Linked DNA regions of Homo sapiens: region 2 is linked to region 1. Evidence: chromatin loops called from intact Hi-C (ENCODE). Cell type or tissue: GM12878. All regions are shown on one strand. Region 1 has its middle 210 kb from the start of MBNL1-AS1. Region 2 has its middle 98 kb from the start of P2RY1.

Evidence for each region. Hi-C counts contacts between places; a loop is a spot of excess contacts. Peaks named below come from ENCODE experiments on the same cell type or tissue, not always from the same donor. Only the 100,000 strongest peaks of a DNase experiment are listed, where the experiment ranks them.
Region 2: it touches region 1 in a loop (4-fold over the local background); 1 of 110 quality-filtered maps calls a loop at or near these places.

Annotation. Positions count from the first base shown.
Region 1 is chr3:152,479,306-152,481,805 of GRCh38, reverse strand. No RefSeq gene overlaps it. Among named protein-coding and RNA genes, the nearest start is that of MBNL1-AS1, 210 kb to the right of the region's middle. In GM12878, no CTCF peak of the experiment used is centred here; a DNase peak (open chromatin) is centred at 1,335; H3K4me3 peaks cover 998 bases; H3K27ac peaks cover 2,366 bases.
Region 2 is chr3:152,735,963-152,738,462 of GRCh38, reverse strand. No RefSeq gene overlaps it. Among named protein-coding and RNA genes, the nearest start is that of P2RY1, 98 kb to the left of the region's middle. RefSeq lists an enhancer at 1,408-1,457. In GM12878, no CTCF peak of the experiment used is centred here; a DNase peak (open chromatin) is centred at 1,252; H3K27ac peaks cover 706 bases.

The sequences.
Region 1 (2,500 bases):
GAAAGATCTCAAATTAATGATCTAACATCATACCTAGAGGAATCAGAAAAACAAGAACAAACTAACCCCAAAGCTAGCAGAAAAAAAGAAATAACTAAAATCAGAGTGGAACTGATGAAATTGAGACCCCAAAATCAAATAATACAAATACAAAGAATCAAATACAAAGAATCAAGGAAACTAAAAGTTGGTTCTTTGGAAGGATAAACAAGATCAATAGAGCTAGGTTAACAAAGCAAAAAAGAGAGCATATCCAAATAGGCACAATCAAAAATGGCAAAAGTGACATTACAACTGACCCCACAGAAATACAAAAGATCCTCAGATCAGTGTGAGAGGATTAGGAAGAAGAAAAGAGATCCTGATAGACTATTATGAACACCTCTATGCACACAAACTAGAAAATCTAGAGGAAATGGATAAACTCTTGGAAACACACAATCTCCCAAGATTAAATCAGGAAGAAATTGGAACACTGAACAGAGCAATATCAAGTTCCAAAATTGACAGTAATTAAAAAAATAAAAACCTACCACCACAACCACCAACAAAAATCCCTAGACCAGATGGAGTCACAGTGGAATTCTACCAGACATACAAAGAAAATCTGATACTAATTCTACGAAAACTATTCCAAAACATTGAGGAGGAGGGACTCTTCCCTAGCTCATTCTATGAAGCCAGCATTACCCTGAAACCAAAACCTGGAAAAGACACAGTGAAAAAAGAAAACTACAGGCCAATATCCCTGATGAATATAGACACAAAAATCCTCAGGAAAATACTAGCAAATTGAATTCAGCAGCACACCAAAGAGTTAATTCACTATGATCAAGTGAATTCATTCCTGGGATTCAAGGTTGATTCAACATAGGCAAAGCAATAAATGTTATTCACCACATAAATAGAACTAAAAAACCACATGAATATCTAAATAGGTGCAGAAAAGGCTTTTAATAAAATTCAGCATGCCTTCATGTTAAAAACTCAGCACTGAATGAACGTACCTTAGAATAATAAAAGCCATCTATCACAGACCCACAGCCAACATCATACTGAATGGGCAAAAGCTGGAGGTATTCCCCTTGAGAACCAAAACAAGATAAGGATGCCCATTCTCATTCCTCCTATTGAACATAATACTGGAAATCCTAGCCAGAGAAATTGAACAAGAGATACAAAAGGCATCCAAGTAGGAAAAGGGGAAGTCAAACCCTCTCTCTTCACTGATGATATGATTCTAAACTTAGAAAACTCTAGGGGCTCTGCCAAAAGGCTATTATAACTGATAAACGATTTTAGCAAGGTTTCAGGATACAAAATCAATGTACAAAAGTCAGTAGCATTTCTACACACTAATAATGTCCAAGCTGAGAGTCAAATCAAGAATGCAATGCCACTTAAAATAGTTACACACACACACAAAATATCTAAGAATACATCTAACTGAGGAAGTGAAAGATCTCTACAATGAGAACTGCAAAACACTGCAAAAAAAGAAATCACAGATGACACAAACAAATGGAAAAACATTCCATGCTCATGGACAAGAAGAATCAATATCATTAAAATGGCCAAACTGACCAAAGCAATCTACAGATTCAATGCTATTTCTATCAAACCACCAACATCATTTTTCACAGAATTGGGAAAAAAACCCTACACTAAAATTCATGTGGAACCAAAAAGGAGCCTGAATAGCCAAAGCAATCCTAAGCAAAAAGAACAATATTGGAGACATCACATTACTCAAGTAAAAACTATACTATAAAGCTACTGTAACCAAAACAGCATAGTACTTGTCCAAAAACAGACAGAGCGATAAAACAGAAGAGAGAACCCAGAAATAAAGCCACACACCTACAGCCATCCCATCTAATCTTTGACAAAAACAAGCAATGGGGAAAGGACTCCCTATTCAATAAATGGTGCTGGGATAGTTGGATAGGCATATGCAAAAGAATGAAACTGGACCCCTACCTTTCACCACATAAAAAATTAACTCAGGATGGATTAAAGATATGTAAAACCTCAAACTATAGGAATTCTAAAAGAAAACCTAGGAAACAGATTCCGTACATCGACCTTGGGAAAGAATTTATGACAATGTCCTCAAAAGCAATTGCAACAAAAACAAAAATTGGCAAGTAGGGCCTAATTAAACTAAAGAGCTTCTGTGCAGCAATATATATGTGTGTATTCTGTACATATACATGTGTGAGTGTGTTTATATATGTGTGTGTATAAACACACATATACAGAGTAAACAATTTCAGAAAGAAAATGTGGTACATATACAGAATGGAGTACTACACAGCCATAAAAGAATGAAATCGGTCTGGTGTGATGGCTCATGCCTGTAAATCTCAGCACTTTGGGAGGCTGAGGCGGGTGGATCACAAGGTCAGGAGTTCAAGACCAGCCTGGCCAAGATCTTGAAACCCCGTCTCTACTAAAAAAAAAATTAGCTGGGCATGGTGGCAGGCACCTGTAATCCCAG
Region 2 (2,500 bases), 260 kb before region 1:
AACAAAGTCATAGCTGAATCTTGGCTTATGTTTCAATCTTACATTTTAAATGGTTGTGATCCTAAAATAGCTCCATTTGTTTACCACCTACCAGGAAAAAAAAAGCAACAACACGAAGTGTGATTCAACTGCCTTGTTTAAATTTCAAATGGTTTTTCAGAACTAACAAAATTGGTCTTTAAATTAATACATGTAAGCTAATTGAGAAGTATTTGTAAAAATGGCATTGCTCACAGGATTTGGTATTATTATTTCTCTTTAAAAGATTCGTGATATTAAAAAATATAATGAGCATGCAGAAACAAGCAACTATTCAACATCACATATATAATAGGTAGCCTAAGAGCGGAATGAGGAAAATGTATATATCTTTTAATACAATTTATATACAAAAATTATTATACTGTTAATTAACTAAAGTTTATTGATAACCATAAGCAAAGTTTTCTCTTAGTGTTATATCTTCTTGTTAGGCTTTTGTGAAGTAGTAGTCTTTTAAAAACAGAAAATTACTACATTAAAAAAAAAAAAAAAACACCATGAACTGATGAAATTACCAAATTTCGCTCCAGTACTCAAATTTCATTGCGGTTATAAGAGGGATAGTTCTTCACACACCCAAGTCTATCAAGAGGAAAGTCATTCCCTCTGCTCTGCACATTGGAGAATCACAGTCAATAGGAAGCCTTTTCACAACATTTTGCACAGCAGATGGACGCCACCGGAAAGGAATTTGGAATCAGAGTTAGCCAACTGCAGGATGGGCTACTGATGGGGTGTATACAGCTTCAGCAGATAAACTTCTAGGTCTGGCTGAAGCTATACAGATTAAGAAAGACAAGGAGGTTAATAGATATTTCTTGCCCATCACAACAAGATCCCAGTAAAAAATAGATTAGTGAACTAGCCAATTAATTAGCAGTCTGACAAATAATATAAAATAATGTTGGAAGAAGAAAAATAACAAATGTTTTGAGAGTATATTAAGAAGAGTCAAGAAAGCACTAATAAAGGTCCAGAAATTTGCATAAGTTGTGGCAAGACTCAAATGTTTAAATATATCCAATTATTTATAGTTTTTGCTAATTTCTTTCTAGAAATTACAAAACTGTTGCAAGTGTCGGTTTGTAAGGGCTCCACAATTGGCCCTTCATTGGAAAATTGCTCTTAGCTGATGAGAGCCACGTCCTTCCCTTGGGTAACACAGCCAGTGACTGACTCATACAAGGATGCAAAAGGCCAACCCCCTTGCCTCAGAGGCCAAAAATGCTCATGTGGTTTAGGTTTCAGAACAATTCACCTTGCACATAAGGACATGGCTGGGTTTTACTTGAGACCACATCCTTGTACTGCTCTTTCCCCTTCTCTGTCTTGCCTCACACCCTTCCTTAGAGGCTAGTCCTAAACAGCATGCCTCAGAACAACTCTTGAATCCCTATCTCAGGCTCTACCCTGGAAAATCCAATCTAGAGATTCATAGTTTAGCTAAGATATCTTTGTATACTCCTTTAAATATTAAGTTTCTAAATGGCAATCTAACTCTGTGTTCCGAGCACTTAACATGGTTCTTGGCATGTATATACCCATGTTTATTCAAGGTAAATATTATCTTATGATCAATTTTAATCTGTTAATAATGTTTATTTTATTTGTATCCTCTATTTTCTTTTCCATTAAACCTGCATTATATGGCATTTTAGAAATTCATACAGGCATTAAGCCCTTTAAGGAAACAAGTTGATAAATAGATAGCATTTAAAACCAATTTACCAATAATGAATCTCTTTGTACTTTTATTTAACTGGAGTCTCAATCATGCTCCATATATAGTTATTTGACTACTTAAATGTTCATTTAACTAGATATTTTCATTACAAATTGATAGACTTTTTAGAATATATATCAAGATAAAATTTGAGGCATGTAAGTTATTTTAAATTTTTTCCTATTCTGTCAGTATTTACAATGTGCATCACTCTCAATTTAGCATTCCCACTTGTAGGGTATTTTGCAGAAAAAAACACTTTCCCAATGTGCATGAAAATTCATGTACAAAATATTTATTGTAGCACTGTTTATATGATGAAAAAATCTTAAAGATACATTTTCTAGTGAAAGAATCAGGACATAGAACATTGCAACAGAAAATATGTACCACATTGTATAAAATTCAGACTATATAACTAAATATTTACACATCCATAGCACATATACACATCTATGTGTTAAATGTATAGACAAAGGTTTGGGTAAAATTCACGTCAATTTAATAAAAATAGTTACCTTTGATGAGGGGCATGGAATTTGGAGAGTCTGGTGAAAGGAAATTTCTTGTTATTTTACATGCTTATGTATTGCTTTTTTTTTTCACAAAGAAAGTATATTTATATACTACTTCTTTAAAAAAAACTTCAAAAACATAGATAGTTGTGGGGAAAAGAGTAAAAATTACCTTAAATGAAAAAAAGAAACTAATGACCTTTTATTGTCCTTGTCAAAT